Regions from separate parts of the Homo sapiens genome. Here region 1 is linked to region 2. A link is an interaction called in ENCODE POLR2A ChIA-PET data of the cell type or tissue named here. Cell type or tissue: Panc1. All regions are shown on one strand. Each heading gives the region's core, and the rest is flanking DNA. Links, peaks and the distances in the headings are about the cores only.

The links. ChIA-PET counts read pairs that join two places held together with the same protein. Peaks named below come from ENCODE experiments on the same cell type or tissue, not always from the same donor. Only the 100,000 strongest peaks of a DNase experiment are listed, where the experiment ranks them.
Region 1: POLR2A ChIA-PET joins it to region 2 with 8 read pairs; 2 of 35 experiments call an interaction of 5 or more read pairs at or near these places.

The regions. Positions count from the first base shown.
Region 1 is chr7:92,305,311-92,314,997 of GRCh38, reverse strand. It overlaps ANKIB1 (ankyrin repeat and IBR domain containing 1), which reads right to left. Exons shown (of 20, transcript NM_019004.2): 3 at 7,342-7,639. Among named protein-coding and RNA genes, the nearest start is that of ANKIB1, 64 kb to the right of the region's middle. In Panc1, for the core only: no CTCF peak of the experiment used is centred there; a DNase peak (open chromatin) is centred at 5,506.
Region 2 is chr7:92,161,878-92,171,564 of GRCh38, reverse strand. It overlaps LRRD1 (leucine rich repeats and death domain containing 1), which reads left to right. Exons shown (of 6, transcript NM_001161528.2): 2 at 6,289-8,279. The coding sequence starts at 6,363. It overlaps CYP51A1-AS1 (CYP51A1 antisense RNA 1), which reads right to left. Exons shown (of 3, transcript NR_122110.1): 2 at 6,501-6,585. Among named protein-coding and RNA genes, the nearest start is that of LRRD1, 12 kb to the left of the region's middle. In Panc1, for the core only: no CTCF peak of the experiment used is centred there; no DNase peak of the experiment used is centred there; H3K27me3 peaks cover 119 bases.

The DNA of each region.
Region 1 (9,687 bases), core at 2,895-7,894, 140 kb before region 2:
TTATTATCAACTGACTGAGTCACCAAAGGCTAACAGTTCTTCACAATGTCCCTGGCATCTGCCTCATTCTTTCCATCTCCAGTACCACCACACAAACCCAGACGCTTTGTCAGTTCACAATAGAATTAGCGCATTAATCTTCTAACTCCTATCACTCCTTCTAATACATTGGTACTCAACTTACCAATGTCTGGGGTCCCCTCTCACAAATTTAGATTTTATTGGTCTGAGGTTTCTGTGCAGCCATGCTTAGAACTACTGTTCTAGCACAAAGGTTTTCAAACTGTGTAAGAATTATTTGGGTAGCTTGATAGTCATATTAGGTAGATATGGAGAGGGGACTGTAAGAGGTATGTATACTTTTTACAGGTGATTCCAATATAGGTAGCCCACAAATTATGCCCCAAGCTAGGGTTCTCAAGCTTTAAATAAGAATCCCTTTGGGATTTTGTTAAACTACATTCAAATTTGGTTGGTCTTGGATGGAGCTGAGATTCTGCATTTCCAACAAGTTCTCAGGTGACTGATGTCAATGCCAGTCTAAGGACGATTCTTTTGAGTAGCAAGGCTTTTAAGAAACACTGCTTTGGAAGTACCCCATTCAAATCTATTGTACATTACAACCATCAGGCTAATCTCATCATATTTGCTTTCATAATATCACTCTCCGATTAAAAATTCTTTTTCTTTTTTTTTTTTGGAGACAGCATCTCGCTCTGTCACCCAGGCTGGAGTACAGTAGCATGATCACGGCTCACTGTAGCCTCCACCTCCTGGGCTCAAGTGATCCTTCCACCTCAGCCTCCTGAGTAGCTGGGACTACAGGCGTGCATCACCACGACTGGCTAATTTTTTGATTTTTAGTAGAAACAAGCTCTCACTATGTTGCCCAGGCTGATCTTGAACTTTTGGGCTCAAGATACGCTCCCGCCTCGGCCAACCAAAGTAGTGGGATTACAGGTGTGAGCCACTGCACTTGGCCAAAAAATTTTCAATGGCTCAATTTTCTCTAAAAGAAACCCCAAATTCTTAACCTTGGCATTTAGTACTTTCTACTTGGTACATCCTCTATCCTCCTTTAAAGTAATGTTTTATTACTCTTCCACAAAATACTTCAATCTGCGTATGTCTGAGACCTAGAACAGTGCTTCTCAAACTCTGCCATGCAAATAATCACCAGGAGAACTTGCTAAACATTTCTGGAATCTATTCCCAGAGATAAACGTTCAGAATGTGAAGGTCTGGTTGGCCCAATAATTTGTTTATTATAACAAGTTGTCAGAACTGATGCTGCAGGTCTGAGAGCCACATTTTGAATAGCCTCCTCCAAATACTTAAACTGAAATATTACCCACTCCAATCTTACTACTACCCATGAAATCTTCCAGGATATGTAAAATTAAAAAATTATCTCTTCAATACCTGTAACAGTCACTGCCTAAATAGTTAATATAGGCCTTAGCATCATAATAGTTGAGGGACAATAATGAGATCATAAGTATCTTGATTAAAAATTAGAAAACAGAGGCCCAGACAGGCAAAGTTACTCAGCTACTGAACCGGAAATATAATTCCTGTATTCTTTACACAGTTTTAAAACTCTAGGTGCTAAAAACACAATATAATTAGGTAATATTCTTCAGTCTGACCTGTGAATGGTTTTTACGACTTTTCAATGAAGTGTGAAACGCTCCCATAGCTGCCAAAGTGTCAAATAGGCCCTGTAGCTGTAAAGGAAAAGTGTGACTTACCACCTTTGGTTTTATAGTGACCTCTATTTGATCTGACATGAAGCAGCTACACTTAAAACTCTGAATAAGCAAGTAGGGCACAGCTGAATAGGAAATATCTAAGATAACACTCATTTAAAAAAATGCTTTTCACAAAGAGTAAAGCACTATCAAAAACAACCCCTGTCACATTCACCATTTACTGAATCACTATTACAGGTTAAGCACTAATGGAAACATAATGAGGCCTAATGACTAGGGTTGCTCTATGGAAGTCTACCAAAGGAAGAAATATCACTGGATGTTTTACTAAGCCATGCTAATAGACCTAACCCACCACCCCTCTCAAGTCCATTCCTGTTCCCAAGTAGAAAACAAAAACTCTCAGTAACTAAGAACAGTATATTATTTATTAAATTTTTGTCAGACTTATGTTTTAATGGAGCTTTATTTTTGTGTGCTGAGTATCCATTACATAGTACTTTTTAAGTCCTTTGTATAACTGAAGCTTATAGGACCTGTTACATATTGATAATGTTATTTTACATATTTAAAATAAGCTTCAAGTATGGAGTCATCTTAGGCCAAATCAAACCTGCTGCCTGTTTCTGTATAGCCCACAAGCTAAAAACAGTTTTTACATTTTCAAATGATTGAAAAGAATAAATAGAATTATTTCATGACATACGAAAATTATAAGCAATTCAAATGGTGATGTCCATAAATAAAGATTTATTAGAACACTGCCATTCTCTTTTGTTTCTGTATTGTCTGTGGCTGCTTTCAGGGTAAAATGTCAGAGTTGACTAAAATATTTACTATCTGGGCTTTCACAGAAAAGTTTGCTGACCTGTAAATAATTTTTGGAATATTAAATAAAATTAGAATTTCAGGTGCTTTAGTTATAGTCTGTCCTTAACAAATGTTTATCATATAAGCATTTCTAATTGTCAAACAATTGTAGACTACTCCTTTGCATTATTTTTATCTCACAAATAATTTAGAATAATTAATTTGTGAAACTTCAGGTTTTTCTGTGTAAGGAAGTTCTGAAAAATATGCCAAAATGAGGATTCAACATAAAGCACTTGGTGTTAGAAAGTGGCCACAGAAATAAATGGAGGAACTGGTCCAAAGAGACAGAGGTCTACTCTGCCATGGGTAGTATGAGTTTGATGCAATTTAAAAAAAAGAGGCAGATCCAAGGCAAGTGCAGGTATCAATACTGGATAAGGAGATAATGGTAGCATCATTAATAGAATCTAGAGTCAAGAATCAAGCACTAGTGAAGTCTCTACTGGGTAGAAAAGAAGACAGTACAATTTTGAAAACGCTGAATTTGAGAGATTGTTGGATATCCATACGAGGAAGTCAACCAGGCAACAATATAGCATGAAGTTCAGAGAAGTCAGATATAGGCATCAGAGACACAGATAACCAATGCAACTCTCTACATACCATGTGATACCTTCACACCTGGAGGTTGCCTGAAGAACTCTATAATTAAGGGGTTTTAATTTTATGTTCTGTGTGTGTGTGTGTGGGGGGGGCGCTTATTACAGAACATAATTATTACAGGGAGATGGTGAAGTCTTAAAATAAATATTTTATTTCTATGGTACAAAATAATGAGCTATAAGAAACTGTTTAAATTATTAAATGCCAATGATGACTTCATCAACTCTATCCTTAAATAAATATACCAGAGAGAAAAACATTTTCGACAGCTAGAGAAGATATACTTCCACAGATGTAGTCAAGAAACAGGCTGGCCTTAACAATGGGAAAAAAGATAATCTCTTTGATCTTAAAGGCTAGACACTAAAAATGGGATAAATTTTACTGCAATAACAGGCTAATAGAGAATTTGTGTTAAAAGGAATCTTCTAAATAAATTTGAGATCATCTATTCCAACCACCCAAGAGGAAACTATTACAGTGGCTGAGTGACACATGCAAGGTTCCATGGATAGTTACTCTGAGGATCAAGACTAAAAATCAATGCTCCCTCCACCATACTATAATCTCTTAGTTTTATGAAACATTAATAAATATCTGACGACACTTTCACTCAACCCAAACCTTTATATCATGCTTGGTACCAATGAGCACTATAAACATCAGAAAGCATTATACAAATGTTAGTTATTATAACTATTATTCTTACAGCCAAAGACTAAAAGCAATGATACAAAGAAATGTTTAGAAAAAAAATATTTAAATTAACTATGACAGTAAACTTTATAAGAGACATCTAAGCCTTTCCCGTTCATCAAAGTAGTATGATACCACCTGAAAATAACTAGAGACTCATACTAAGAATTAAGTTGTACAGTTAAACAGGTCACATATTTTAATGTATAGTCAGCCTTCTCTATCTGTGGTTTCCACATCCTTAGATTCCACATCCCTGGATTCAACCAACAGCAGGTAAAAAATATTTGGAAAACAAATATGGATGGTTGTGTCTGTATTGAACATCCACGTTTTTTTCTTGTCATTATTCCCTAACGACACTTACATTGTACTAGGTATTATACGCAATCTAGAGACAATTTAAAGTATAAGGAGGATGTGTGTAGGTTATATGCAAATACTGTGCCATTTTCTATAAGGGATTTGAGCATCTGTGGATTTTCGTATCTGCAGAGAGTCCTGGAACAAATCTCCCTTGGATACCAAGTGACAACTGTATTTATTGTATGCACTTGTACAAGAAAACAAAATAAGGCTTCTGGAGATAGTTAATATATGCTTCCCTGAGAAACTCTTCTGGTTTAATTAGCAGTATGCATAATAGAAAATCATTAAGGGCCTAAGGTTGGACAAGAGTATATATACTCAAGTATATATAACAGATCAAAGATAAGCTTTATCTGAATAAAATATGCTGAAATGTTATAAAAAACTAGAATAAATGTAAGGTATTTATAGGGCTCCTTTTAGAATGTTTTATATTTAATAGTAAGTCAAAGAGCTCTTCTGAATACAGAAAATGAAAACAATCATCAAATGATGTGACTTATGTGATGTGATATGCTGATAGGTCAAACAGTTAAAGCACACACACACATTTACATGCTCACACATACGTATCAAGCAAATTGTCAGGCCTGCCAGATAGTACAGTATAAACCTGGCACTAATTTCTTTCACTGAGCAAAAAATAATGCTGGTAAAACACCACTCTCAATTTTTTGAAAAATTTAATAAGTATGTCATTGTCAACATACTTCAAAATCAACAACTACTAAAGCAATGCTTATAGAGAAAAGTTGGAAGCAAGATATTAAAGCATTTAATTTATATATATATATATATATATTTTTTTTTTTTTTTTTTTTAGATGGAGTCTCGCTCTGTTGCCCAGGCTGGAGTGCAGCGGCCCCATCTTGACTCACTGCAACCTCTGCCTCCCATGTTCAGGCGATTCTCCTGCCTCAGCCTCCCAAGCAGCTGGGACTACAGGTGCCTGCCACCACGCCTGGCTAATTTTTGTATTTTTAGTAGAGACGGGGTTTCACCATATTGGCCAGGCTGGTCTCAAACTCCTGACCTTGTGATCTGCCCGCCTCGGCCTCCCAAAGTGCTGGGATTACAGGTGTGAGCCACCGTGCCCGGCCTATTTAAAATATTTAAGAGCACTATTGCTACCATCCAGAAAAATCTACTTTCTACTCCAGTCCATTTGAGAAATATGATGCAGTCCCATCAATAATGGTGAGTCATTATAGCAGGAATTCTTCCACAATAGGTAAACACAGGACAATGTACAGAGAAGCTTGTGTAAAAAGCCCCAGGAATTCTGCTATTAGTCCCCTACCCTCCAAATCCTAGGAGATTCTTCCACCACAGTGAATCAACGTTAGAAAACATTGGAGCCAGGCTTGGTGGCATGTGTGTGCCTGTAGTCCTAGCTACTCCAGAAGATGAGGGAGGGAGATCGCTTAAACCCAAGAGTTTGAGACCAGCCTGGACAACATAGAGAGATCTTGTCTCTTAAAACAACAAACAAACAAGAAAGTATTGCTTGAAAAATAGTTTCAAGTTAATGACCATCACTAACTAACTAATGGGTAAAGGTTACACAAACTCAATGAAATGACAAAGACTCTAAAAGATTAGCAAGTATCACAAACATTAGCAGTAAACAAAAGATAAGATCACAAGCATATTAGAAATCAAAGAATTGACACTTCAGATATACTGAAGAAATAATATAAGTGATGGTAATCTTTTAATATAAGAAAATGAACATTCATATTTTTGGTATATTGATCTACTTAGAAGTCTAAAGTATACATGAACAACATTAAGGAAACAAGAAATTTTCAGGTATATATTTTAATCTGATTATGATAATTGCTTTTCCAATAAAGGTATATACTTTTAGTAATAAAGATACTCTGTAATCCAGTCTAATATGCTCCTCACACATACTTAAATACATCTATGCAAAAGAACTTCTATGAGATATGTAAGGATGGATATGAATGTTGGTAGCTGAGAAAAACCTATTCTGTTGTATGTATAGTAGTGACGATACTATATAATGATTCCTTAACTTAGTTAAGATCTCATATTATATGCGTGATTTTATCTAATTAGTTGTTAAATATTTTGTAGATATAAATAATGCTATATATTTATACATGAAATATATATGGAAAAATTACAGTATAATACAGTATGTATTCAGGAGCACTTTAACGCAAATTAAACAGAAAAATACACATTTTAAAATTCCAAGTGATTTTAAAAAGACTCCAATAAATGTATTTGTTAATATTTATCCATTGCTTAGTGAGCTTATCAATTCTACATAAACTATAGGTCCCACTTGCCAAAAATTTGCTATACTTAACATGTATAAATTTTATAAATTGGTGACCAAAAAAATCAGCAAAAAAGCAGAATATATCTCTACTATAACTATGACTCTAAATACGATAGTGCTTAATTGATGACCAATATCTTAAGAGATATCAACAAATTTTTAATTGCTCTTGGCTCCACTTTACTACAAAAGTGATTGTTCACCTGTGAGGCTTTCTCTCTCCCTAAAACAATGAAATAACTTTATTTAAAAGAGGCCGTTGGTTGGGCGCAGTGACTCCCGCCTGTAATCCCAGCACTTTGGGAGGCTGAGGTGGGTGGATCACGAGGTCAAGAGATGGAGACCATCCTGGCCAACATGGTGAAACCCCGTCTCTACTAAAAATACAAAAATTAGCTGGGCTAATTTTGGAAATTTTTGGAAATTAAATTATACAAAAATACAAAAATTAGCTGGGCTAATTGTGGCGCGTGCCTGTAGTCCCAGCTACTGGGGAGGCTGAGGCAGGAGAATCTCTTCAACCTGGGAGGCAGAGGTTGTAGTGAGCCAAGATCACACCACTGCACTCCAGCCTGGCAACAGAGCAAGACTCTGTCTCAAAAAAAAAAAAAAAAAAAAAAAAGAGGCCCTTTATTTAAAAGGGTCTTTTAGAAGACAAAAGAGAAAAAAAATGACCAAATTACTAAGACAATCAAAAAAAAAAAAACCTGACAGTTACATATCACCTGGATACAAATTTTACAATGCAGAATATTAAAAAAAAAAAAAATTTACCTCTACACAGGCTTTCATCCCTGAGGCAGCAGCATAGTGCAAGGGTGTGTTTTTTTTGTTATCAACAGCATCAATAGCTGCTCTCTCATATTCACCCTGGTCAAGTTTTGCTCCTTTCCATTTTAAGATCATCTGCAGACAATCTGCTCTTCTGAAATCATCTTCTGTGGGGCGTGCCAAGCGAGGATGAAGGGCTCCTTCAGATATCATAATTTGAGGTCCCATACACAACAAATGCATAGATGTTTCATTGTGCACATTCCGTTTATTTGGATTTCCATCTCTACCAAGAAAAGTCCTAAAATGGAAAGAAAGGGAAAAATAAAGGATGAAAATCACTTATTTTCTACCTTGAAATACATTGAAGATAACACTTTTAAAAGATAAACTCTACTTCTAAGCTGATAATCCAATTTATACTGAGGGTCTGGTTTACAACAGCTTGAATGACTAATTCTTAGTTTTAAAAAACTCTATTCTAGAATAACAATACTAAGAAAAATAAATGTAAATATCTTTATACTACTTGCTAATTAAAAGGGAGGGAAAGGAAGGGAAAAGGAAGAAAAAAGGAAGATGAGAAATATAACAGGTGAGGAATGGACAGGAAAAGAAAACACAGTGGTAATTTACAGATTAATGTCAATTATACAGATGCCTAAGGGTGTATTAAGCATTCCACACTAATTTTTAATTCTTCTTTTATTGCTCTGATCTATTTGTTGCATACATAGTTATTTAATAGTGACAACAACTACTATATTAGTGGCAACTAATTTAAGGACAGAAAGTAATATGTAAGCCTGAGACTAAATCCAGAGAAAATTTTCTCCACCAAGGTCATCAGCTAACCTTTGAAATAATAAGGCATATATTTACACGATGTCTTAATCTGCTTGAGCTATTATAAAAATATCATAAACTGAATGGTTTATAAACAAGAAACACTTATTTCTCACAGTTGTGGACGCTGGTAAGTCCAAGATTAAGGTGCCAGGTGATTCAGTGTCTGGTAAGGGCTCATTCCTCATAGAGGCCTTCTTGTGTTCTCTCACATGGTGGAAGGGGCAACTACTCCCACCATGTCTCTGTGCACTACTCCCATTCCTGAGGACTCCAACCTCGTGATCTAATTACCCTCCAATGCCCCATTCAGACCACAGCACATAGTATAATACTTTCTGAGGGGAGTTGTGGTTAGATCTAGAAGACTAAGATCTAATTCCACGGTGAGTGTTTATCTCAAAGATAGGTCTAGGTGAGTTGCCTTTACTACTGCCAAACCCAGATCTAAGAGTTGTGCCTAGCTCCTAAAATGAGTCACAGGATTAGTAGTTGACCTAGAAAAGGCAAGGGAAGGGATTCTACCCTGGAGCCTCCAAAAGGAATGCAGTGCTGCCAACACCTAGAGTAGTTCAGTGGAGCCATTATAGTCTTCTGAACTCCAGAACTGTAAGATTTGTGTTGTTTTAAGCCACTAATTTGTGGCACTTTGTGACAGCAGCAACAGGAAATTAACTCAGCAAGGAACCCTAAAAATATCAATCTGGGATGTTATAGAAGAAGGCTTGTATTAACAGACCTCCTCCCCTCTTGGAGACCAGAGGGTGGGGTGGCCTGGGGCGGGGTGGTGGGTGGGAGGAAGAATCTATCCCTGAGCAAAAACAAATTTTCCTAGGGGAAAGATAAGACTAGCATCTCTCGGTTTTACAACTTAAGGAATACTTCCATGGTCTCGAGGATCATCCACTCCTCATTCCCTGCAAATGTAAATACATATCTCACGGGCAGTAAATCTCTCTGCAGTCCTCAACCTCTATTCAGCCATAATTTAATTTCCAAAGCTCATTTTTTGTCCAGGTTCCAAGTTTTAGTACAGTTTGCTCAGGTTTTCTCTACATGCTTATTTTCTCTACAGCTCCATGTAGCCTTTATGGTCTTCTGATGCCGGCAGTACACTTCAATACTTGCTCAATTTGGTTTCCCAGGAACTGATTCAGGCCACTTAAGCAAACCAACACTACTTAGAAGCCTCTTTACACTAGGCTCCCCCACCAGTTCAGTTTGCCACTCTTTTCTTTGTCTTCATATAGCATCCCAATTACATAACTCATTACATTTTATCATACTTTTTTACCTGTCTGTTCCCTTCTCCCAAATAGTTTATAGGCTTTTAAGGCAGGGCCTATATTCTGTTCTTTCTTGAATCCCCAACACAGTGTCACAAACACAGCAAATTCATGCCATAATTTTGATAAATGAATTGGATGCATATTAAACTTTCATGACCTAGATCAGTGACATGGGACTGGGGAATCTCTTGAGCCAGCAGTGCAGTACATTGGT
Region 2 (9,687 bases), core at 1,508-6,507:
TAGGCCTGGACTTTTCTTGGATGGGAGACTTTTTATTACAGATTTGATGTCATTTCTCATTACTGGTTTGTTGAAGTGTTCTATTTCTTCATAGTTTAATCTTGGTAGGTTACATGTGTCCAGAAATTCATCCATTTCCTCTAGGTTTTCCAATTTGTTGATGTATTGTTGTTCTTAATAGTCTCTAATGATTCTTTGTATTTATGTGGTCTCAGTTGTTATATCTCCTTATTTGATTCTGATTTTACTTATTTGGGTCTTCTTTTTTTTTCTTAGTCTAGACAAATGTTTGTTGATTTATCTTTTCAAAACAACTTTTTCCATTATTGTTTTCTGTATTCTTTTTTAGTCTCAATTTCATTTATTTCTGCTCTGATATTTCTTATTTCTTTTCTTCTACTAATTTTAATTTGGTTTGTTCTTCCTTTTCTATTTCTTTGAGGTACATCATTAGTTTATTTGAAATCTTCCTACTTTTTATATAGGCCTGTATTGGTACAAACTTCCCTCTTAATACTGCTTTTGCTGTATCCCATAGATTGTGGTATGTTGTATTTCCATTTTCATTTGTTTCAAGAAACTTTTTAATTTCCTTAATTTCTTCATTGACACAATGGTCATTCATGAGCATGTTGTTTAATTTCCATGTGTATGTGTAATTTCCAAGGTTCCTCTTGATATTGATTTCCTGTTTTATTCCATTGTTGTCAGAAAACATACTTGATGTTAGTGCCAATTTTTTTGAATTTGTTGAGACCAGTTTTGTGTCCTAAGATATTGTCTATTCTGTGGGATGTCCCAAGTGCTAATGAAAAGAATGTGTATTGTGCAGCGATTAGGTGAAGTGTTCTGTAAATGTCAATTAGGCCTATTTGGACTAGTGTGTAATTTAACTCCAGTGTTTCTTTGTTGATTTTTTGACTGGATGATCTATTGATTATTGAGAGTGTGGTGTTGAAATTCCCTACTATTATTGTATTTCAGTCTGTTGCCAGACAAATTAGAACGCCTTTATTGTATTTCAGTCTGCTGCTAGATGAATTAGAGTGCCTTTATATGTTATTTGCGCCTTTTCTCTTGCCACTTTTAGAATCCTCTCTTTGTCTTTGACCTTTGTTTGATTATTACATGCCTTAAAGTAGCCTTATTTGGGTTGAATCTGCTTGGTATTCTCTGACCTTCCTGTATCTGGATATTTAGCTCTTAAACTGGAGAGTATTCTGTTATTATTTCTTTCAATAAGATTTCTACCTCTTGCTCTAGATCAGCTCCCTCTTGGATATCAATAATTCTTGGATCTGGTACTTTGAGGTAATTTTTTGTATCTTTTAGGTGATCTTCATTGCTTTTTATTCTTTTCTCTTTTTTTGAGTACTTTCTTCTTTTCTTTTCCTTCCTTCCCTCCTTCCTTCCTTCCTTCCGTCCTTCCTTCCTCCCTTCCTTCCTTCCTTCCTCTCTCTCTCTCTTTCTTTATTTCTCTCTCTCTTTTTTTTTTCAAGGTCTCATTCTACCACCAAGTACGGAATGCCAGCATGATCTTGGCTCAGCTTAACTGCAGCCTCAACCTCCTGGGCTCAAGTGATTCTCCCACCTCAGCCTTCCAAGTGGCTGGGGCCACAAGCACACATCACCACGCCTGGCTAATTTTTTTATTTTTTGTAGAGATGAGGTCTTGCTATGTTGCCTAGGCTGGTCTTGAACTCCTGGCCTCAAGCAATCCTCCTGCCTCCACCTCCCAAAAGTGCTGGGATTACAAGTGTGAGCCACTGTGCCTGGCCTTCTTTGAGTATTTTCAAATGGCCTGTCTTTGAGCTCACTTATTCTTTCCTCTGCTTGATCTGTTCTACTGTTGAGAGCCTCTAGTGAATTTTTCTGTTCAGTAAATGTATTTCTCAGTTCCAAAATTTCTTTTTTTGAGACGAAATCTCTCTCTGTCGCCCAAGCTGGAGTGCAGTGGTGTAACCTCAGCTCACTACAACCTCTGCCTCTTGGGTTTAAGCAGTTATCTGCCTCAGCCTCCCAAGTAGCTGGGATTACAGGCACCCACCACCACGCCCGGCTAATTTTTGTATTTTTAGTAGAGATGGGATTTCACCATCTTGACCAGGCTGATCTTGAATTCCTCACCTCATGATCCACCTGTCTCGGCCTCCCAAAGTGCTGGGATTACAGACATGAACCACCGTGCCCAGCCTCTCAGTTCCAACATTTCTGTTTGATTTTTTAAATTATCCAATCTCTGTTAAATTTTTCTGATAATTTTCTGAATTGCTTTTTTGTGTTATTTTTGAGATCACTGTTTTTTTGTGTGTGTTATTTTGAGATCACTGCCTTAAAATGGCAGTTTTAAGGAAGCGGTGACTCACGCCTATAATCCCAGCACTTTGGGAGGCCGAGACGGGCAGATCATTTAAGGCCAGGAGTTCGAGACCAGCCTGGCCAATTCAATGAAACCCTGTCTCTACTAAAAATACAAAAATTAGCTAGATATGGTGGTGCATGCCTGTAATCCCAGCTACTTGGGAAACTGAGGCACAAGAATTGCTTGAACCCAGGAGGCAGAGGTTGCAGTGAGCCAGGATAGCACCACTGCACTCCAGCCTGGGTGATAAAGCAAGACTGTCTCAAAAAAACAAAACAAAACAGACCTGTCATTTTAAATTCTTGGTCAGAGAGTTCACATATTACCATCTTGTTGGGGTCATCCACTGATTCCTTGCTTTGTCTGTTTGGGGACATCATGGATCCCTGATTGCTGTTATTTCTTATGGATGTACATATGTACATTGAAAGATTAGTTATTTCTTCCAGTCTTCGTCTGGCTTGTTTGGGTTTCTACTGGATGTGTTTGCTTACAGATTCTTTGTAATTTACTTGTTGATTCTTTCTTTTTTTTTTTTTTTTCTCCACTCAGTCATTACATCCTTTGCAGCACTATATAGAACCTTAAGCCTAGGTTTGCCTTGGTTCTAGTAAATAGTCAAGTACGCATTCTGGATGGGGTACATCCCAAAGGGGATATCTTGGTAGTGTGAGAAGGCTAGGTAGGAGTTCATGTCCAGGTGACCTGTGGAACGAACCTCCTACAGCATGGTGCTGCTGAATAGGCACTCTGATGTGGTGTCTCCTTTGGCCAAGTTACAAAGCAGAATTTCAGGGCTGGGAATGGTAGTTTTGCCTCCTCTTTTTGGCTGTTGTCAGGGATATTTCTTCCTATAGGCACTCCCAGTACTTCCCATGGGTTGAGGCAGGGACAGGTCTCCTGCCAGGGAATCCAAGTTGGCAGGGAAGCCAGCTGTCCACCTTGATCTCACTTTCCCATTCTAGAAACTGAATCACAATAAAAAATTGTATGCTTGGTGCCAGGCAGATTGGAGAAAGGGGCATCTTGGATATGGATATCTAATTCTCTTATTGTCTGCTTAGAATTTTTTCACCTTTGCGGTCTTAGGAACTATTTCCTCCTCATGTTTGAGTTCTGGGATATTGCTGGTAATAATCGTGGCCCTGTATATTTGTTTTTGGCTTCTGTTGGTGGGAGGAGAGAAGACAGCTTGCTTTTGTGGTGTCAATTTTAGAACTTGAAATCTCCTGAATCAATATTTAATCAAATCTTATCAAGCATTTTTAACAGAATCTTAGAGCAGAATAACTTATTTTTTTTTTTTTTTTTTTTTTTTTTTTTTTTGAGACAGAGTCTCGCTGTGTTGCCCAGGCTGGAGTGCAATGGCGCCATCTCGGTTCACTGCAAGCTCCGCCTCCCGGGTTCATGCCGTTCTCCTGCCTCAGCCTCCCGAGTAGCTGGGACTACAGGCACCCGCCACTATGCCCGGCTAATTTTCTGTATTTTTAGTAGAGACGTGATTTCACTGTGTTAGCCAGGATGGTCCCGATCTCCAGACCTCGTGATCAGCCTGCCTCGGCCTCCCAAAGTGCTGGGATTACAGGCGTGAGCCACCGCGCCCGGCTGAGCAGAATAACTTCTTAACTACCCCAGATGAAAAACACTTTAGAACATTTTAACTCAGATTACTTTAAAAATTTTTCTATTTTGAAATAATTTTAGACTTACAGAAAAGTTGCAATAATAGTAAAGAAAGTTCCTTTCTACCCTTCATCTATCTTCCCCTTATATCAACATTTTTCATAATCATAGTGCAATTACCAAAACTAAAAAGTTTACAGGCTCACACCTGTAATCCCAGCACTTTGGGAGGCTGAGGCGGATGGATCACAAGGTCAGGAGATCGAGACCATCCTGGCCAACATGGTGAAACCTCGTCTCTACTAAAAACGCAAAAATTAGCTGGGTGTGGTGGCGTGCGCCTGTAGTCCCAGCTACTCAGGAGGCTGAGGCAGGAGAATCACTTGAACCAGGGAGTCGGAGGTTGCAGTGAGCCAAGATAGCACCACTGCACTCTAGCCTGGTGACAGAGAAGACTGTCCCCACAAAAAAAAAAAAAAAGAAAGAAAATTGACTTGTGTATGTTGACTTTGTATTTAGCAATATTACTCAATGTTCTTATTTATTCTAATAATTTACTGTAGATGAGCTTGGATTTTCTACATATATATTATCTGTGACTAATGACCATTTTATTTCTTCCTTTTAATCCATATACCTTTTCTTTTTGCCTTATGCCACTGGCTAATTACTATCTCAGTACAATGTTAAATAGAAGTAATGATGAGCATAACCTTTTCTAGCTTCCAATCTCAAAAGTTTTCAGTGTTTCACCACTAGATATGATGTTTACTGCAGATTTTTATGGGTACCCTTTAGCAGATTAAAGAAATTCCCATCTATTCCTACTTTGTAAATTATGAAAAATGTTGCAACTTATCAAGTACTTCTACATCTATTGCAATATTTACATGGGATTTTCTTCTTTAATCTCTTAATGTGGCAAATTACATTAGTTTTCTATTGTTAAATCCAAACTTGCATTCCTGGGACAAATGCAACTGACTCATGAAGTAGTATGCTTTTTATATATTGATGGCTTTATAATATTTAGAATAATTCCCTAATGTTTAGAATTTTTACATTTTTGTTCTTGAGTAAATTTGGCCTGTAATTTTCTTTTTCATATTGTCCTTGTTGACATTGAGGTTAGTGCTAGCCTCATAAAACAAGTTGGAAAATGTTCCCTCTTTTTCTACTCTCTGGGAGAGTTTGTGAAATACTGAAACCATGCCAGTTTGACAGGATTTAATATAAGAAGTTGCTTAGACAAGTACTGGAGAACTAAAAAGGTAAAGATGGAACTGCAGCAACACAGAGATAGTAAACATAGGAAGTAGCTACCAACCCTAAGGCTAAAGGGACAAAGGGAAAATACTGGGTCATTAGAAACTGCAAGCTTGAAGGAGGGACTTACAGAGCTGGGACCCAGACCTCTGAGGAGTGGTGCTACCCAGCTGGTGCTGGTACCACAGGAGTCACTCAGAAGTCTCAGGAAGGTTGCAATCCACGCAAGGACTATTTGATGTCTAGTTTACTCTTACAGAAAGCGTACCCTTCCTTAAGACATTTCACTTCTACCCCCAGGAAAATTGTCATAATGTACTGAATTTGTTAGAGCAAGACACTAGTACCATATGTAAACATCCATGTTCACAGTGAGAATGGTACTCTTTACCTGTCATGGTAGGCCACTGGCTCTCCCTTTTATGTTACCTTTTTTTTTTTTTTTTTTTTTTGAGATGGAGTTTCACTCTTGTTGCCCAGGCTGGAGTGCAATGGTGCAATCTCGGCTCACTGCAACCTCTGCCTCCCGGGTTCAAGCAATTCTCCTGCCTCAGCCTCCCCAGTAGCTGGGATTACAGGCGCCCGCTACCACATCCAGCTAATTTTTGTATTTTTAGTAGAGACAGGGTTTTGCCATGTTAGGCCAGGCTGGTCTCCAACTCCTGACCTAAAGTGATCCGCCCCTTCGGCCTCCCAAAGTGCTGGGATTACAGGTGTGAGCCACCGCACCCGGCCCCCTTTTATGTTTTCCATGAAATTTGCTGAATCCTCTCAGTCCCTTATGGCTTTTTTCTAATTTTCTTTGAACTTTTTTGTTTCTTTCTGTAATTTTAAAGTGATTTCAAGAGTAACATGTGATAAGTACATGCAATCAATAAACCATCCTTAATCAGGAATTATATATAAAATTAGTTTGTTATAAATGTATTATTTGTATTTGTATTAAATTATTTCTTATAAAATAAAATAGTTGTATTAAGATTTATTTGTCATTTTGACATCTCTTACATCTTTTAATTTCAACATTTGTTTTGTAGATTCAAAGGAAAAAACATGAAAATTAAAATCAAGTTACAATTTTGTATTGGCATAAAACATATCAGCAAATAAGATGTCTGAAAAGGAGGGTATGTCAGAAGTGCTAGAGGATACTATTAGTCAATTTAGGAAAGAATCTAGATCACAGTCAATGAAGGAGCCTGGCTTTATTAAAGAAACATCAAATTTGATAAACGAAGCTTCTGATTACCTGGAAGGGAAATCTTCTAACCAGATTTATGAAACACATCCTAGACAGAATACATTAGAGTCAACATCTTCCTCTGGAAGGAAGTCTAAGAGAAATGAAGAACAAAAGAAAAATCTTCAATTTTCTGAAACAAGCACTAGAACAGGAACTTCACAGAGTTTATCATCACTAACTGGGAGGACTGCAGAATATCAGGCTTTGGTTAACTTCCTATCTCATGAAACAGTAGGAGAAGTTAGTCCACAAGTCTCTGAAGAAAATCAGAAACAACTTGGCCTAGGGGCAGATAACTTTACAGTTAACCTTGAGGCCAAGGGTTTACAGGAATTTCCTAAGGACATTTTAAAAATCAAATATGTAAAATATCTATATTTAGACAAGAATCAAATCAAAACATTTCAAGGGGCAGACTCAGGTGATCTGTTAGGACTTGAAATTCTATCCCTGCAAGAAAATGGATTATCATCACTTCCATCTGAAATTCAGTTACTTCATAATTTAAGGATATTAAATGTCAGTCATAACCACATATCACATATACCTAAAGAAATATCTCAGCTTGGGAATATCAGACAACTCTTTTTTTATAACAATTACATTGAAAATTTTCCTTCTGACTTAGAATGTCTTGGAAACTTGGAAATTTTAAGTTTGGGTAAAAATAAGTTAAGACATATACCAGATACTCTGCCTAGTTTAAAAACCTTGAGGGTTCTCAATTTGGAATATAATCAGTTAACAACATTTCCTAAAGCTCTCTGCTTCCTTCCAAAGTTAATTTCACTAGACCTTACTGGAAACCTAATAAGCAGTTTGCCAAAAGAAATTAGAGAGCTTAAAAATTTAGAAACACTTTTAATGGATCACAATAAGCTTACCTTTCTGGCTGTAGAAATTTTTCAGTTACTCAAAATAAAAGAACTCCAACTGGCCGACAATAAATTGGAAGTTATTTCACACAAAATTGAGAATTTCAGGGAACTTAGGATTCTTATACTTGATAAAAATTTATTGAAAAATATACCAGAGAAAATATCTTGCTGTGCAATGTTGGAATGCCTTAGTCTTAGTGATAATAAATTAACAGAACTCCCTAAGTACATCCATAAGCTTAACAATTTAAGAAAACTCCATGTAAACAGAAATAATATGGTAAAAATAACTGACTGTATCTCACATCTTAATAACATATGCAGTCTAGAATTTTCAGGAAACATAATCACAGATGTTCCCATTGAAATAAAAAACTGCCAAAAAATAATTAAAATTGAATTGAGTTATAACAAAATAATGTATTTTCCATTGGGACTGTGTGCTTTAGATTCTCTTTATTATTTGAGTGTTAATGGAAATTATATTTCAGAAATACCTGTGGATATATCTTTCAGTAAACAACTGCTTCATTTAGAATTGAGTGAAAACAAACTCCTCATATTTTCTGAGCACTTTTGTTCTCTTATTAATCTTAAATACCTGGATCTTGGTAAAAACCAAATAAAGAAAATTCCAGCATCAATTTCTAATATGATATCACTCCACGTACTTATTTTATGCTGTAATAAATTTGAAACTTTCCCTAGAGAATTGTGTACTTTAGAAAATTTGCAAGTACTTGATCTTTCGGAAAACCAATTACAGAAAATCTCTTCAGACATCTGTAATTTAAAAGGAATCCAGAAATTAAACTTCTCAAGCAATCAATTTATACATTTTCCTATTGAACTGTGCCAACTTCAATCACTGGAACAGCTGAATATAAGTCAGATAAAAGGGAGAAAGGTAAGAGACTGGTATTGTGGGCTTTGTGGGGAAGGAGAGACTGGAGAGGATCAGAATCCAAGCTGTGGTGTATCTGTGGGTACCGTATGTGTGTTTTAAGTTGAGCTGAAATATTTTGTTTTTTAAATGAAAGCCCTCCCCGTCCCCGCCAAACATGGCTTATAAATACAATTCACAACACAAAAGCTGTACAGGAAAATACTTCATTAAAATGAAATATGAAGCAATGAAAGCTGACAATTCTATAGATTCCTTTTTATTTTGGTGTAATTGTAAAAGGAGTTTTAAAGTTATGAATGTCATATAAACACATTATTGAAAGTTTGGAAAGTGATAAAAGTAAGACAAAAGTCATTCCACAAGCATATCATTGTATTATAACTACGGGCATACGTTGACACAACTTTTAGTCTTTTTTCCCGTTATGCATATGGTTTTATAAGGAATTATAAAAGACTACACACTCAATTTTAAATTCTTCTTTTTTTAACCAATAAGCATTTCTCTTTGATATAACCATCTTCCCAATAAATTGTTATAACCAGTACATGATTTATAGATCTAAACCTCTTGTTATGCATTTAGGAATGTTATAATTTTTCTTCATAATAATGCTGTGATGAATTTTTCCATAAATATAGCCTTTTTCATATTTTAGACTATTTCCTTAGGAAATTTTTCCTGAAGAATTGCTAGATCAATAAGAATTAACATTTTTAGAGCTTAGCATTTTATCTTACTGAAACTCTAGGAGTAAGTTTTATGGAAATAATTTTTTAATAACTAAAACATTACTGATTTATATGAAGATCTTAGTAAACAAATGAAAAGAACACAGCTATTATCTAAGGCAGGGCTTCCCAAAGTCTACTCCTAAAAGCCCTAGTCCCATGAGCATCTGCTCAAAAAAAAAGGGAGGAGGGGAGCAGTGTCTGTGATCAAATAGCTTTAAGAAGCACTGGGTTCTTCTCTTAAAGAATAACAATGAATACTGATCTATTAAAAGCTTTGAAGAGTCTTGCACTAATTTTCCCAAAATATTCCCATATTTCCCAAACTTATTTGACCATTTTTAACATAACAGCTGTCATATACTACATTTCCAGAAAAACTGCTCCAGGGAATACTTGCTTAAGCAGATGGAATGAATAATGATACAGCTTGTATTTAAAAAGTTGATTTTGCACTAACAGACAATTTTTATATCTGCAATATAATAATCAGTTAATTCATTGACTGATTCATAACCATCTCATTCATTTTCTCCTCTTGTAAGATAACTGTTGGTATCTCCAATGTTATATCCTTAACTCTCTCTTTTTTATTAACTCCTTTCCCACCACACCTGCTGTCACTTACATGCACATTATCCCAAAGTCTACATGACTAGAGCTGATCTCACACCAGT